2 separate regions of the Mus musculus genome follow, and region 1 is linked to region 2. Evidence: chromatin loops called from intact Hi-C (ENCODE). Cell type or tissue: heart. All regions are shown on one strand. Each heading gives the region's core, and the rest is flanking DNA. Links, peaks and the distances in the headings are about the cores only. Region 1 overlaps Lgals9 (lectin, galactose binding, soluble 9). Region 2 holds the start of Gm11201 (predicted gene 11201).

Region 1 (8,326 bases), core at 275-8,274, 53 kb before region 2:
TAGACAAGCAATATTATTTCTTTATTTTATGGATACTGGGTGAGAATGGGGGAAAGTTACTGTGGACATTGTGGGTCAGTTGGAGGCCAGTGGGATGATATCAGGGTGGCTCTCCTGGAGGGGTGAAAGAAAAGGGCCACAGAGGGGGGAACGATCAGAGATCTGAGCAAACCCAGGAGGGTCACTTCCCTCAGTATATAGCTAGCTTGGGGGCAATGGCTCAGACTATGGGCTGACAGCCATGTGCCACACAGCCTAGAAAACCCCCTTTGTGGAGGGAGTCAATTGGGAATTTCACCTTCCTGGAATTCCTATAAGTGATGATCTCTTCTGATGGTGCCAGGGCTGAGACAGGGGAAAGATAAGACACAGGCAGAGTGCTCCAGCCCTTATCCCTAGGCCAGAGACCTTGCCTATGTCTGCACGTGGGTCAGCTGGATATCACCCGCCACTTCTAGAGTGTTGATATCCTGCAAGTTCTTCAGGCGGTGGTAATATTCACACATGTGTTGACCATTCACAGCTACCTTGAAGCAGTGACCTTCACATATGATCCACACCTGGGCAGAGACATCACAACAGGGCATTTTGAGAACCCAGGATTGTGTCTTCTTCCCCCAGCCTCTCTCCTTCCTTAGAAGCAAGCCCCAAACCTGGCCTCTAGACAGCCTGAAGGGTCTGCCTTCCACTAAACAACAGCATTCTCTTGGCCTGTGCATTTGTGGAAGCTGTTCCCAAACTTATTTGCGTGATTGATTTCCTACCCTTCAGAGAGAGAAGAGTACTGGCCCATCCCCCATCCCCCCCACAACCTTCCATGCCTCTCTCACCTCCTGACTCCCACCCATTCCCCCCAACCATCTACCCAGACCGTGTCCCCACCCCAATCTCACTCTCCAGATGAACCCTGAGCCACTAGTGACAGCAGTTGGCTTGGGCTACCTGTCTCCAGTGTTTTGGGCCTGGTCTCCACCAAGTCATTTTCAACGAGACAACTGACACAACCAAGTTAAAGCTTTGTGACCCAGGGCCACCGCTAACACTCATCTTGAACTGTGTGAGGACCAGGCTAACACTCACCTCACACTGGATGTGAGCACTATCTATCCAAAGTGTGCCGCAGACCCCGCCACACCCCACCCTTTTACTCTATGAGATTCTGTTTTATTTATTAGGTCTGTGTTGTCACTAAACTAAAGTCCAAGTTCAGGAGGCTGGAGAGATGGCTCAGCAGCTAAGAGCACTGGCTGCTCTTGCAGAGGACCTGGGTTCATTTCCTAGCACCCACATGGCAGCTCACAACTGTCTGTAACTCTAGCTCCAGGGGATCTGATGCCTTCTTCTGACTTCTGAGGGCCTCAGGCATGCATGCACATGGTATAAATCCATGCTGAAAAACACTCATAAATTAAAAAAAAAAAAAGCCAGGCGTGCTACATGTCTGTAATTAATTACTGCACTTGAGAGGCAGGAGGATCAGGAGTTCAAGGCCAGCCTTGAATATGAAGTAAGTGTGAGACAAGCCTGGGCTATGTATGTGTCTCAATAACAATAGCGAAATGCAAGCTTGCTTTATGACCTAGAGCCCCATGCTCTAAGTCTTGTGGCAGAGAGTGTTGTCATTACATTTCCAAATGATGGCTGCACATTGGCCCAGGGGCAGGGTCTCAGCATTGATTTTTCTCATTTAAGCTCACTGGGTAATTTGATGTTTTAACCAGGGTGGATAAGGCCTACTTGGGGTATCAGGCTTCCAGCCGCAGCTCAATGCCAGCTCTTCCTCCTTGGTAACACATGACTGCATAAGCCAACGAGTGAATGGCAGTTCACTCTTGGCTGTGATTGGCACAAAACTGGCTGTGTGACCTCATGCACGTGACCCATCTTTGTGAGTTTATCTGCCCCTCTATAAAACTCAGGAACAGCTAAGCCCCATAGTGCAGGGCTGTACGCTGCCCTATTCCGGAAGCTGAGACAGTGGGTTCAAGACTAACCTTCTTAAGACCCCCATCTCAAAATAGAAGGAAAGAAAGAAAAGAAGGAAGGAAGAAAAGGAAGAAGGAAAAGGGACTGGAGAGATGGCTCATCGGTTAAGAGCACTGACTGTTCTTCTGAAGATCCTGAGTTCAAATCCCAGCAACCACATGGTGGCTCACAACCATTTGTAATAAGATCTGACGCCCTCTTCTGGCATGTTTGAAGACAGCTACCGTGTACTTACATATAATAAATAAATTAATCTTAAAAAAAAAAAAAGGACAGCCATGACTTACTAGTATGGAGGAGGAGGAGGAGGAGGAGGAGGAAAAGAAGGAGGCAGGGCTGGGAAATGGGTGTGGTGGTTCAGGCCTGTAATCCTAGCAAGGTAGATGAATCACCTGAGCTCAAGGGCAGACACCCTACAGAGTGAGTTGTAGGTAAGCCTGGGCTAAAGTGAATCCCTGCCTAAAACAAACAAACAAACAAACTAACTAACTAACTAACTCAGGCTACTGTTCTTGCCTAGCCTAAGGCTGTCTGTCAGTTCCCAGATCAGGGGGAAGTGGACATAGCAGATACAAACCTTTACTTCAGCAGGGGCAGTACTCATGAAATAATACCAATTTGTACAACATTTTCTCTCCTTTGGGATGCAGCCCTCACATCACAGGCATCAGCCTGTATCCCATCACAGACCCCTGCATCCTCCTCTTGCACCCCAGCATCTTACCGAGAAGCTCTGGCCTCGACTGAAGGGCATCCTCCCAAGCAGACTTCGCTCTTCCTGCCCCCAGGAGTTGTTGATCTGAGTGTTTCGGACAACAGCATTCTCATTGAAACGGGGGTTCAGGTGGAAAGCAATGTCACCTCCACAGCGAAGGTTGATATGGAACCTGGAATGGACAGTTCACAGAGACCCCGTTTAGTTACTGAGCTCTGGGCTCAGCCCCTACCCATCATCCCAGGTGGCTCAGAGCCACGCTGACCAGAACAACCCTGGGAGCCTCTGTTGTGGGAGCCCTGGGGGTTGTCTTACCTCGTAGCATCTGGCAAGACATTGCCTGATATCATGATGGACTTGGACGGGTAAAGCCCATTTGGAATGGGGGTGTAGAAAGGTATGGTCTGTAGAGAGGGTGAGAATAGAGTATCTTCAGCTGGGCTTCATTCAGCAACAGCAGGGGACACAGTGTCTAAGGACTCTAAAGCCTGGCCCATGAGTCCTGAATCTTCTGGAAGGAATCCAGTTTCCTTTACTTGACTCAATAAGTGTCAAAACAAAAGAACCCTTCCTGTGTTTCCCAAAATACATTTCAACTATAATGAGGAGGAATATTGTTGGGGCACAAATGTCTTGTTGGGGTGTTGGGGTTTAATGAGAATGCCCCTCCCTCCACCATCCAGAGGCTCATATATTTAAATAGTTGGTCCCCTGTTGATGGGACTGTTTGTGAAGGATTGGGAGGTGTGGTCTTGTTGGAGAAAATGTGTCGCTGGGGTTTAAGCTTTGAGGTTTCAAATGACCTGTACCATTCCCAGCCTCCTCTACCCCTCAACCCCGGCCTCCTACAAAATGCGAGCTCTCAGCTACTGCTTCGGTGTTGTGCCTGCCTCTTTGCTGCCAGGTTCCCTGCTGTGATGGTCATGAGCTTGTAAGCCCCAAATTAAACTCTTCCTTCTGTAAGGTGCCTTGGTCATGGTGTCTAAGGCGGGTCTACAATTTGCTCATGCTGAAGGGGCCATTTTAAAGTTGAAAGCTCTTTTCCAACTGTCTACTGATAGATACTTGAACTGTTTACCTGGGTGCAGGAACCTTCACTGGTCATGTCAGTCAGAGAACTCTCCCACAAAGCCCTCACCTCTCACCCTGCCCAACATGAGCCAAAGCTCCAGAGCTCCACAGGAAACCACTTACATAGGCTGGGGTGGGGTACACCACAGGAGGGATTCCAGGAGTCTGTGGAAGAGACACACGAGTGACACACACTCCAAGGGACCTTCAACAGCCAGCCCTCGGAGCCTCCCGTCCCTCTTCTCTGTCACACCAGCAGACACAGAACTTCCTGGCGTTTTTCCTGGAGCCCACGACAGTCCCTTGTCTTTTAGCCACTTCCCATGCATCCCCATCAACTCAGGGTCTCCCACCTGCACTGTGTAGGGGAAGGACAGATAGACTGGCTGTCAGTAGTGACTCGGTGGGGGTTTGAGCTTAGTTAGCAAGCTAGGGTCTGGGGCCACCACACTCCAGCCTGGGCAACTGGAGAACCAGAATGCCTGCCAGTTATAGTCCTATAAAGACTGCTTCTGAGTGTCTGTTGTCCCCAGGAGAGTTTGGGCTGTTCTTCTTAGCAGAGGGCCCAGCCCCAGCTTTCTCCATGTCTGTCCTAAGTACTTTGGTTCCAACTTTGTGACTCTAGGGAATTATGCCATTGACTAAAGGAAAGTGGTAGGGCTGTGAGGTAACCAAAAATTTTAGACTTACAGAGAACATCTGTCCAGGGGTGCTGTGAACCATATGGATGGTAGTTTGAGCCTGGGAAAAAAAGAAATGGTTTCTCACCGTTACAAGGACTACTACCTGTCACCAGAGGGCGCTGCATAATATCCACCCGTAAGCCTGAAGCTTGGACTGTAATCAGGCAGGTCTTTCACCACAGTCCCTCCCAGACACCCATATACACTAGGGCTGGGGAGCGGAAGATAGATTATGGTTAGAGTTATGCCCACCAGCCTTGCCAGTGCTTGGAATCCAGCTGTGTGCCACCACCATGTATTGTTGAGGGATACTGAGGATAAACTCAGGGATTTGTGTGCGCTACTCAAACACTCTACTCCACCAACAGAATTCACCCCCAGCATTGTTCTCTCTATTTGATCAGAGCCAGCCAAGCACACCTGCAGCCCCCTCCCACCAATATCCCTGAGGCCTGGGGGGTAAGGAGTGTGTGTTGTCTTGTCTGCCCTTATGAGGGATGCTGGAGCCATAAAGAAGAGGTTCTAAACACACACACACACACACACAAGCGGAGGACTTACCATGGGTGCCTGGTGGGCAGGACGAAAGTTCTGAGTCTGAAAAGGATCAAGGGAGGGGGAGGGTGGTTATCTCTGGGATCACATGGGGTGAGAGGTGACCTCAAAGTTCAGGTGTTGTCCTAGTGGTCAGTATCACCTCCTTCCTGAGCCTGCCGCACAGCACTTAAATTCTCACCCTCTCAAGGATGCAGAGGGGGTACCTGGCCCCCTGAGAGAGGACTCAACCCGCCTGGCCACATGGCTTCTCTGGGCCCACAGAGGTGTGAGCCACACTCCCAGATCCCCACTTGGTTAGCATTTAGCTTTGTTGGGTACTGAGCACACAGCTTCAGTGCTTTCCAAGGAGGCCAGCGTCCTTGACTCCCATCCCCCTGCTGAGGTCCGAGGCTCAGAAAGGTTAAGCAACTTGCCCTGGCTGGCCCAGGCACTGAGTAAGAAGATCCCAAGGGAACCCAGCTAAGTCACATTGCATCTACATGTCCCATATCCTCCCAGGCCAGGGTCAACATTGGGCTACCCTGCAATGGCTTCCAGATCCCCTGCCAGACCTAGAGTTAGTATGGCAGAAGGCAAGTGACATTTCAGGCCATCATGAACCGCAACTGCCTGAGTGACCACAGAGCTGCTGGCCTTTCCTCCCTACCCACATCCCACCGCCATCCCAGCATATATCCCTCCCTCCGTTTTTAGCTTCCTGTTCTCCCTGACTATTCAAAAAAAAAAAAAAAAATCCATGTTCTGAGTCTCTATTGCGTGCCAGCACCAAGTAAGGAGCTGGAAATACATAAATGAACAAACAAGCCCTGGTGCCAGTCTTCCAGGATTCCTGGGCATGGAGAAGGTGGGTAACTTGAAGAAGGTGCACATGCAAAGGATGCTGTGTCCCACACAGCACAAACAAGTGACAAGTCCACCATAACATAAGGTGGGCCAGAAAAAAACTCTTGAGTGTTATTTAAACAAGAATTATAGTGTAATTGTTAGTTTGTCGAGTGTTATTTAAACAAAGAATTATAGTGTAATTGTTAGTTTGTCAGGGGCGAGATGAACAGATGGGTTAGCCTGTGCAAAAGAGAACTGGCCAGCGAGGGCTTTGAGTGAACCGCAGAGGTGGTGTGACTGAGCGGAGGTAGGAAGTAAGCTGAAGCCAGACTAGACAGTGCTCTGTTGTGCCTTATGGGGGAATTTTAGCTTGCGTTTATTTATCGCGTAGTTTTTGTTTTGTCTGGTTTGGCTTGGTTTGGTTTGGTTTGGTTTGGTTTGGTTTGGTTTAGACAGGGTCTCACATGGTTCAAGCTGAAGGTGATTTTGAACTTCTGATCCTTCCTGGTTCTGCCCCCAAAGTACGAAGATTATAGGCATCTTCCAGGCTTCGCGCTCTGTTCAGAAAGACTTTTGGCCCTAACCCTAAAGGATTTTACAGTGGGCGAGTGTGAGGCAGATAGTGGGTGGGTGAGGTCACTGTGCAGCGGTGAAAGGAACCATCCCAGCTGACACATGTGAGGAGTTACCACAGGCTAGACCCACGAGTGGCTTTAGGGAGAGAGAGGGGCACTTAGAAGAACAGAGCCAGAAGGGACACAATTCTGGGCAGCTGGTGAATGCAGAGGACCCTGGCTTGGTTTGATGGGGTCTGAAGGCCCCTGGCTAGCTTGTTGGTTGGACCTGCCTCTGGGCTCTACCTCTTTGAATCTCCAGGCCAAACGCTTAACTCACTTTCTGTTTGCGCCCCTTAGGGGTCCGTGGGAACTGGACTGGCTGAGAGAACTGCACTGTGGAGAAGACATGCTGGACAGGGGCTGCAGAGTTCTGTTAAAACAAAAGCATGTCTGGGTGACAGAAACAGGAGGCATTGCCAAAGCAAGGGCAGGCAAAAAGCAAGGGCTGGCTCCGGACCCAGAGGAATGACACCAGGAAAGGGTTAGGTTGGCGTGAGCAAGGTCACAGTGCCCCTTTACTCCCTCTGTCCTGCTTCTGCTCCTGCAGGAAGGGTCAAGAATCAGCAGCTGTGAGCATGAGGCCAGAGGAAAAGGGGCCAGTTTCCCCCCCCCACCCCCCCCGCAGAATCTCTAGATATTTATTTATTTACTTACTTATTTTCTGTATTTGGTATTTTTGTGGCAGAGTCTCATGTAGCCCAGGCTAGTCTTAAACTCACTATGTAGGAGAGAAAGAGGATGACCTTGAACTCCTAACTCCTCTGCCATCGGAATCGCAGACCCGAGATGCTGCCCAGCTGGACTTTCAGATCTTGGCACCACATCAAAAATTCTAAAACAAGCCAGGTAGCGGCGGTGCACACCTTTAATCCCAGCGCTCAGATAGCAGAGGCAGGAGGAACTCTGAGAATTCAAGGCCAGTCTGGTCTCTACATAGCCAGTTCCCAAAAGAGCCAGGACTGCATAGAAAAACTCTGTCTCAATTGCTCTCTTTAAACACACATGAATGTGGTCTGTAATCTCAAGCATTAAAGAGGCTGGAAGCAGGAGGATTACACTGTAGAGCCAATCTGGGCTACACAGATTTCAAGGCCAGCCTGAGCTAAAAAATCAGAACTAGGCCTGGTGTTACGCATCTATAATCACAACACTGGAGAGAGAGAAACTGAGACAGGAGGATTGGCAAAAGTTCATGAGACGCTGCCACAAAATAAAGAACTTGTTTTCAGAGCTGAGCCTGGTACCATATATCTGTAATCCCAGTACTCAAGAGGTGGAAGCAGAAGAATCATAAATTAGAGGCCAGCCTGAGCTACACAGTGAAATTTTGCCACACACGAAAAGGAAAGGAAAGGAAAGGAAAGGAAAGGAAAGGAAAGGAAAGGAAAGGAAAGGAAAGGAAAGGAAAGAAAAGAAAAGAAAAGAAAAGGAAGCAAAACAACAAAAAAACCACATACACACACAAAAGTTTTTTTGGGTTTTTGTTGGTTTGTTGGTTGATTGGTGTTTGGTTTGATTTTGGTTTTGTTTGTTTGTTTTTAATACAGCAGTCAAGCAGACCCAGGCTGGGCCACACTGTGCCCTCTGATTTGGATTCCATTTAGAATTCTAAAATCCTTTTAGAATTTTCTGGTCATGCACTAGACAGCTAAAGACAAGGAAAAGCTTTGGCATCTTCACCAAGGTAGATTGTTCATCACAGAGAAACCAATGCCAAAAGGGACAGAGAGACAGACATCAGGCAGACAGACACCGAATTGGCAAACCAGGGCAGCTCCAGAGCTACCTGGGGAAGATGCTTGCTGGTGCCCCATTGAGTGGGCACAAGCCCGACTGGTCACTGTCCTCTAACCCTGGGACAGGTGCCAGCC
Region 2 (8,326 bases), core at 288-8,287:
TGAGTCCACTCTCCAGGAACTCTGATCCCCGTAATCCAGATAGATTCCTAACTCAGGCTGCTGCTCCTTAGTGTGGTTCTCGGCCCAAGCACAGGCCAAGGCAAACCTCCTGCCACCTGCCCTTTTCCGGGTACAGCCCACACCCACGCAGCTTTTCTTTCATCTGGCTCAACCCTGGGCCTCTCACAGCTGTAGGGTCTTCCAGAACGGGGGCTGGGGACATCCGTGCTGCTCCACTGTGCCAGCACCCTTCTGCAGAATGATCTTCACCTACTGTAAAATACCAAGCTTGCCAGGCAGAAACCTCTGTGTAAACACTGGCGGTAGTGGTATCATCTGGAGTTGCGTGTATGGCTGCGATCCTGAGCTCCACACACCTTGGTGACGCACGCACGCACGCACGCACGCACGCACGCACGCACGTCCTTTAGGGAGGAGACACGCTCCCAGTCCGCAGCTTGGGATGCAATGCTTCTGATTCCTTGAGGTGGTGGTCTGCATGTTTCGTGATCATGTTTTCGAAAGGAAGACACTCTCTGCATGAACGTGCAGGGCTGGCTACATCTTTGGATTACCGGACTCCAGGGTCCCCAGGCCAAACCTTTCAAAGCGGGGCATGACTTTGCTGCTGTTAATGCTGTGAAGAGGAGCAGAGACACGGGTTATGGCTCTGCTGGCCTCGTCCAGTCCAGAGTTAAGGTTGTCGCTGGTTAAGCTTAGCAGAGGAGCCGAGTGAAGGCGACTGCTCCGCCCACAGTCTTGGCAGAGCTGCTCCTGGCCTCCCTAAGCCCCGGGCCTCGGCTACATTCCCTTCCTGGCAGGGCTGAGGGGAAAACAGATGCTTGTCCACCTGACTGCCCAGCACCCAGCATGGCGGTAGCTGTAGTTTCCACCCTGGCTGCCCCACATGGATGTGGGACTGGGTGAGCCAGGCCTGAGGACCAGCAATGCCACACACTCCTTTTAGAAATAGCGCTCACACGGGGCCTACTGGGGCCACTATGGAGCAGAATCCCGAGCCTGACTGCAGAAATCTGGTCAGGGAAGGACATGAACTCCTAACAGATGTGGCAGCAGGTTTGCCTCCATTACTAAGCTCTGGTGGCAGGTATCACGTTGTTTATGACAGTTTTGAGTGTGGCTCCTAAGGACCCAGCCTTTTTAAACTGATGCCTTTCATCAGTGTGTGTGTGTGTGTGTGTCCTGTCTTCAAGAGAAAGAGAGGACTCCAGTCAGGGTCCATGACCTCAGTGCTGACTCTGGGCAGCTCCGAACTGTGACACCCTTTGTAGAACAATGTCCCAGGGTCACCGAGCCCCTCCCCATCCTGAGCATGCTCAGCAGGGGCTCATGAAGGTGTTAGTAAGGGCTAGGGAGCAGAGGAACACAAGCAAGAGCCACTCTTGGGAGAACAAGAGAAAAGAGACCATCTTATCCAGGAAGGCGGCTGAAAGCTGCTCTTCCGCCTCGAGGGTCACTCTGTTAGTGCCATCCTCCCCTGGCAGTGATGAAAGTCAGGCACCCACAGGCCATGTGGAGGGGAGGGGAAGCTGTTAAATGGAGCACAGGGAGGAGTCTGGAGCAGCAGAGATGGCGTCCCCTGGGTTAGTGCCTGCTGGCATTTTTTGAGTCTTAGCAGAAGTCACGAAGCTGAGTCGGTGTTTAGGAGGAAGGAAGCCCCGGGGCATGCAAGACAGCCAGGTCTACAACCTAGGGACAGAGGAGAGAGTGGTATCAGAGTCTGAGCCTAAAGGAGCCAGGGCTTAGGGGCCTGGCCAGGCCAGATGCCCAGGGACCCACCTCAGAACAGGATCCCCACCTCCACCCCTCAGAATGGCTGGGGACAAGCACAGGGAATCTTCTCCAAGTTCCCACGGGGCAGTCGTAGGTCCCCAGGGCTCCCTGTGACGAGCAAACTGGCTTCAGAGATGATCACTTCTGCTTTCTTGGCTCCTCCCTCCCTCTCTCTACATTCATTATTACTATTATCATTATTAATGTCTGTAGTTCTGGACCCCAAACCCAGCCTTGTGAATACTAAGCAAGAGCTCTACACAGAGTCACACCCCCAGCCGTTCACTTGTGCTTGTTTGGTTTGCTTTTTGAGACAGGGTCTCTTCTGGCACTCACTGTGTAGACCAGGCTGGCCTCAGACTCAGACTCATAGAGATCCACCTGCCCCTGCCTCCCGAGTGCCGGGATTAAAGGCGTGTGCCCATCCCCGTCCCCAGCTGCCACTGATGATTCTACTTCTGACATTTTACTATGTATCCTAGGCTAGACCCAAACTTAAAATCCCCCTGCCTCGGCCTCCTCAATGCTGGGATGATAGGCGTACACCACCACAGCCGGATCACTGGATTCTCCTCTCCTGAGCTCTAGCCATAGTGGGACTTGGGGGGACCTGCTTGGCTCACTGAGCGCTAAACCCCCCTCGCCCACATGCTAGCTAGCTCCTGTGGTATGGAGAGGGGCCCTCCCTGCTGCACACCGTGCGTTTCTTTAACTCTCTGTGAGAAACACAAGTCTGGTGGCCATTTCAGATGCAAGAGGTCATTATGGATTATGGGAAATCAAAGCAAGAATGTGAGAAGCTGGCATGCAGAGACAGAATGGGAGGGTGGGTAGGACAGCCACACACAGGCAGAAAACGAGAGAATGGCAGAAACACACTATTCCTCCAGAACTGGACAGGAGTTCTTAAAGTCGGGGTGACCATAGCGTCCTTTCCCGTAGTAGCGGCTCCGCCAGCGGCTAGGGGTGCCCGAGACCGTTTCACCAGCAGTTGAAGAGAGCCGTCCAATCCGGTCCAGCCCGGTGGGTGATGGCAGCCAGCAGACAGGTGGAGGAGTCAGGATGGTAGAACAGGGGAGATGACAAGACAGGCCAGTGTATCCGCCACCCCCCCAAAAACGAAAAGTGATGAAGCCGACAGGAAAGAAAACAGAAGTGAGAGTTAGAGACCCCATGTCCGAGGAAGCCACGGAAGCCTGGGAGCTGGTGGCTGTGGCCTGGTGACGGTCCCTACTAGTGGACTCCTCTCCCATCTGTGAGCTGAGACCGTGGGGATGACTGGTTTTCAGAAACAGGAGTCATCTCTGAATGCCAGTGTCCGGTGCTGGCATGGTTTCACAGAGGAGGAAGCCTGTACCCAGAGGGCCTAAGGAAGATCTACAGCAGCAAGCAGCACAGGGCTCAGCCCTGGGGCCTCGTGACCCCTCCCCCACCGCCAATGCCAGCACCTCCCTTGCCCAGCTTCCAGGATTTACCGCCTGATGACTGGCAAAGTTTATGCAACTCTGGATCTTCCCTAACGCCCACTGTGAAAGCCAAGACAAGTGACAGGGACCCAGATCCTGACAAAGGGTTGTGGCTGGAGAGGTGTCTTTGGGAGAGGAAGCCAGAGAGCCAAAGTAGAAACAGAACAGGACAGAATACAGAGGAGATGACAGCAGCCTCTTCTGCTCTGTGTCTCAGGACACAAAGGGCCACTAGGGGGAAAGGCTTCTGACACGGGTGCCACAGAGCTCAGTGGCGTGGCTCACTAGGGGGCGGCAAGCTCCCAGTGCTCAACAGTTCAGTGACTAAGTGGGTGCCAGCCTAAGCAATACTGATGTTGCTTATTGGGGGCTGTTTTGGTACTCACATGGACCTGACCTCTGACCCCTTCTCTCAGGCACAACTCTCCCACCATGGTCTAGCCTGGGCTTGGTGTCAGTGACAGTCTATTACGGTGATGTGTGGATTTTCACAGGTGGAAAGGAGGTGCCCCCCATTACAGGGGGCCTCCAGCATCAACTGGGGAGGTGAGAATCCTTCAGCTCCTACACCGTGGAAGCCTTGGATTGTGGTCTGATGCATGTCCAGCAGAGGGCGCCCTCAGACACTCTAGACAGAGGCGCTCAGGATGGTTCACAGAAGGAGGGAGTACTTACTCAGCCGACTTCCAAAAGTGCCCAGGGTGGGAGAGCCGCCGGTTCAGCTTGGGCAGCCTCTCCAGCATGTCCATCAGCAGGCTGAAGCTGGGTCTCTCCTGCAGATCGAAAGCCCAGCAGGCAGACAGGATCTCCTGTAAAGAAGCACTGGGGTTGGTGGTGTGTGGGCATCTGGGTAGTGAAGCACAAGGACAGAGCATTTCCCGAGGAGCCCCAAGAAGCACTCAAGTGCCCCGCGCATCTGTGGAGTCAGAATCAGGTGATCCTCCAACCTTCCAGGTCAAAGAGGACTTGTCTGCTTTCCTTCCCCCTCGACTTGTCAGCGACCAAGTCAAACAGAATGGAAAATGGGAGAGGTCAGAATGAAAGCGGACGGCCTTTCAAGATGGAAGGTACATCCTATGAACATGAAAACATCTGAAGGTAAATGCAGGGTTCTTGGAAAGCATAGAGAACGGCCCTGCCACTAGGGGGCGCCTCAGCGTTCCAGAGCAGAGACTGGACAGGCAGGACTAAATACAGGAGCAGCCGCTGAGAACCCTCAGAACAGCTGCCATGACAGAAGGAAGGCTTTCTTCTCAGGGTCCACTCAGCCCCACAGCACCCTCTGTAGTCCTGACATCCAGGGGTGTGGCCTGCACACGTTGCCAACACAAGGCACACACCCCTGACACTTTTGTTCTCCATATAACGGTATTAGGTATTAATGGTCCCTGTGCCTGTACCACTACGAAAGCCTTCTCAGTCATGTCACATGCCCAGCCCACACTTGTCCTTCTGTCCCTCTACTCACGCCGACTTCCTTCCCCAGGCTGACGGATGCCAGGACGCGCCGTACTCCTTCCCCACTTCCAATCTGCCAGATCAAGGCCTCAGCAGGCTGGTGCTTAAAGGGCCAGTCTCTTGCCTGTAGTTCATACCACACAGTCCTGTGGAGACACACCACAGTGTGAGCTACTAGAGCTCCACAATGGCTGGCCCACGCTAGATGCCAGAGACCAGAGGTCAAAGGCAGTCACTCTGCCCAGCTAGCACAGCCATGACTTTCCAAGGCACACCTCCCCCCCGCCCCCACCAGGGCCTTCTCATTTGCACTTGGGGGGGCCAGTGGTCGACTCACCCGAATGCATAGACATCGGCTGCTTTGGAGAAGGGCAGCTGGTCCTCGTCCCGCCCCGGGATCATTTCTCGTACGATCTCGGGGGCCAGGTAGCACAGCCAGTCATGTGACAGTTTCAGTTGGTTCTCGCGCCTGGAGGTCAGGACAAGAACGACACCTCAGTGGGGGAGCGGGTGGCCTGACTACACACATCTGTACTCACAAGTGGTACACAGAAAGCCAAGAGAGGAGCAGGAGATCTTGCCTTTGAATAGGATGGGCGCGTCTAGGGAGGGAGGCCACAGTTGGGAATGGCGGGGAGCCGTCAGTGACAGGGTCTGAGTCCCCGTGCTGGGAGAGCAGCTGGTTTGTCTAGGTCTCGGATGACTGCAGATATCAAACCTGCATGCTACTGGCCTGCCACTCTTCCTTAGGCTCCCATTCTTAGGGCTTTTTTTTGCCACCCCAACCCTTTACAACCACAGGAACTAAACCCCAATGTTCTGTCTCATGAGGGGCGACCAGCCTGGTCCCTCAGCCTGCATGGTACCCACCTGGAAGCTGAGTACCATGAGGGACCTAAATATCACCCACACCCAACACTGGCCTGAAAGCGCATGGGCTGAACCACAGACCGAGGTGACCTAGCCTGTGTGGCAAGGCTCTCTCCAGCAACACAGCTGTGGGCACTTCACACTTACACAGTGCCCCGGCTTCCCAACTCACCGTTCCTCTCGGACCACACCCGAGATCCCAAACAGCCCGAAGTCTGTGATGACCACTTTGCCGTTGTCATAGAAGACATTCTTGGACTTGAGGTCCTTGTGCACGATGCCTTTTGCATGAAGATAACCCATGCCCTGGAAGACAGACAACCTAGCGTTAGTGTGTGTGGGGGTTAAAGATGGAGGTTGAGCTTTACTCGGGGTACCACACAGAATTCACCCCCAGGTCCAATCTTCACACAGACAGCAGGCAGGAGGATACTGTCCTCAGCTTGCAGATGAAGCAACTGAGGCTCAGAGAGGGCAAGTGAATTGCCCCAAGTCACACAGCAGTTAGACAGGGAGCATAGATCTGACCTTAAGCTGGTTGATGCTCTTTCTATGCCACTCTGCTGCCCAACAGCCACCTCAGACTTGGGTAACTGTGGGGTGTGGACACGGTGAGTGGTCTCGGGTAGTCAAGGAGCATAGAGATGAGTGATATGGGCTTAGCAGTGATGTTGTGATGCAGCTTAGCAGTAAGCATGCACATGGTCCTGTGTTAAGTACTCAGCATTACTGACTTAGAAAATAATTGACCGGGGCTGGGAGATGGCTCAGTGGTTAGGAACACTTCCTTCTCTAGCGGAGGGCCAGAGTTCAGTTTCCAGCACCCACATAGGGTAGCTCACAACCATCTGTAACTCTTATTCCAAAGAATCCAGGGCCCATTTTGGGCCTCTATGACACATAACTGCCAACCATGTACAGTCCCAGCCCTTTCTCCCTTGCTTCTTTTCTCCCATCTTCCTCCCCCCACTGCACACACATACACACGAGAGAGAGAGAGAGAGAGAGAGAGAGAGAGAGAGAGAGAGAGAGAGAGAGGAGAAAAGAGGAGGGGAGGGGGAGGGGGAGAGGGAGGGGGAGAGGGAGAGGGAGAGGAAGAGGAAGAGGAAGAGGAAGAGGAGAGGAGACTTATCATCTGGGCTGGGGCATACGGAGCCTAGCTGGATTCTGCCCTTCAGCAAGGCAGCTCTCAGAGCAGGTAACAGACACATTCATTCCCAGGGTGAGATCTAAAGTTGAGCTGTATCTAATACTTTGTCATGGTAGCAGGAACCCCAGATGAAGCCTGAGGTCTGAGTTCCATGCTCCATCTCCACTCAGAGGCTAGCACTGTGCGGCCATGGCCACACACCAGGAGAAATGTGGTGTGTGATTCCCACCAGCATGTGAGCATTCAGGGGTCAGGCACACAGAGCCTATGACCTGACAATTGGATCTCATTAAGGCCACAGCTACTCAGCACTAATCCCCAAGTTCTCAGGATTCCTAGAGGGAATGGAGCATGGACACCTCTGGGGCAAGACACTGTCACTCATGATAGAATGGCCTGTCTGGCTGTGGCCTCCTCCCACCTCCCAGCCTCCCCATGAGGTTTCCCAAAAGTGTCCCTGGCTATAAGGGAGTTTGGGTCACATGCCTAGAAACATAAAAGCCACTTTTAGGAAACAGTATCAACCAGACACAAACCCACTGCAGGGAGTATCGGGAGTATCAGAAGAGCTTAACCCAAGTGGATCCTGCTCTAAGACGCAAGAGGGTGCAAGGCTTGGAGCCTCCCCTCGGGCCTGTCTTCCGGTGAGAGGCCCTTCCCCAGACTCTGACTGAAGTGCAAACCAAACTTTATAAAATATAACTGCCATTTCCTAAACCAGGCACAGCCTTTCCCAGGTGCCCCAGTGACAGATTCCATTGTGGGCTGACTAGGGACAAGGAGCTGTCCCTCTCTGAGGCTTATTCACACCACAGACATTGAGTGGGGCTTGGTGGGTTACATTTATAATCCCAGGACTTGAGAGATGGAGGGAGGAGTTTAAGGTCATCCTCAGCTACACAGTGAGTTTGAGGACCGCCGAGGCTATGCGAGTCCCTGTCACAAAACAAAATAACCATCCAGACAAACAAAAACCAGATGTGACAGCTGGGAAGGGTCAGGCTGAAGAGACAGGCTGTGGAGCAGAGCCTGGACCATCAGTCCTTTCCCAGAGCTTCCTGGGGTCTCTATGGCAATCCCCAAAGTTACAAGCCTCTCACTGAAGGTCAGGTCCCTCTGCTCCACTTCTGACTCTCAAGGCATCTCAGATCACTCTAAAACGGAAGTGAGCTGGGGCCCCTGTGGGGTGGGGGGAGAGGAGGGGTTTCGGCAGGAAGGAAACAGGGGGGGACAAGAGGCAGGCGGAGGCAACTCCAGAGCCTCCGCGTCACTTTCCTTCTGGGCCCTGCAAGTGGCCACTCTGGCCACCTTGGGTCACGTGACTCAGAGGACAGCTCCCAGTTCTGAGAAAGGTCCGAAAGTGGGGAGCAGCAGGATTCAGGTGCGGGGTGGGGAGATGGAGCAGAGTCCCTGGTGAAAGACCACGGACCACACTGCAGGCAGAGGTGACTGACACCTTGGGGTTTTGGACTCGGCTTAATCTATAAGTGTGACCATGGGAAAGGGACAGACTGAAACCCTAGTTTGTCCCCAAATGCCACTGTGATGATCTTTTCTAAAGACATCCGTACACACTGAATGCACCAGA

What was found. Peaks named below come from ENCODE experiments on the same cell type or tissue, not always from the same donor. Only the 100,000 strongest peaks of a DNase experiment are listed, where the experiment ranks them.
Region 1: it touches region 2 in a loop (4-fold over the local background); 17 of 42 quality-filtered maps call a loop at or near these places.

What each region holds. Positions count from the first base shown.
Region 1 is chr11:78,962,982-78,971,307 of GRCm38, forward strand. It overlaps Lgals9 (lectin, galactose binding, soluble 9), which reads right to left. Exons shown (of 10, transcript NM_001159301.1): 5 at 5,017-5,052; 6 at 4,463-4,513; 7 at 3,896-3,937; 8 at 3,017-3,105; 9 at 2,711-2,873; 10 at 1-560. The coding sequence ends at 414. Among named protein-coding and RNA genes, the nearest start is that of Lgals9, 18 kb to the right of the region's middle. In heart, for the core only: a CTCF peak has its summit at 4,557 (motif pointing right); no DNase peak of the experiment used is centred there.
Region 2 is chr11:79,015,627-79,023,952 of GRCm38, forward strand. Ksr1 (kinase suppressor of ras 1) reads right to left here. Exons shown (of 19, transcript NM_013571.3): 15 at 5,761-5,894; 16 at 5,056-5,187; 17 at 4,729-4,864; 18 at 3,936-4,069; 19 at 1-637. The coding sequence ends at 559. It overlaps Gm11201 (predicted gene 11201), which reads left to right and starts at 7,971. Exons shown (of 6, transcript NR_045873.1): 1 at 7,971-8,090. In heart, for the core only: CTCF peaks have their summits at 3,836 (motif pointing right) and 4,412 (motif pointing right); DNase peaks (open chromatin) are centred at 3,835, 4,925, 5,085, 7,855 and 2 weaker places; H3K4me3 peaks cover 268 bases; H3K27ac peaks cover 3,969 bases.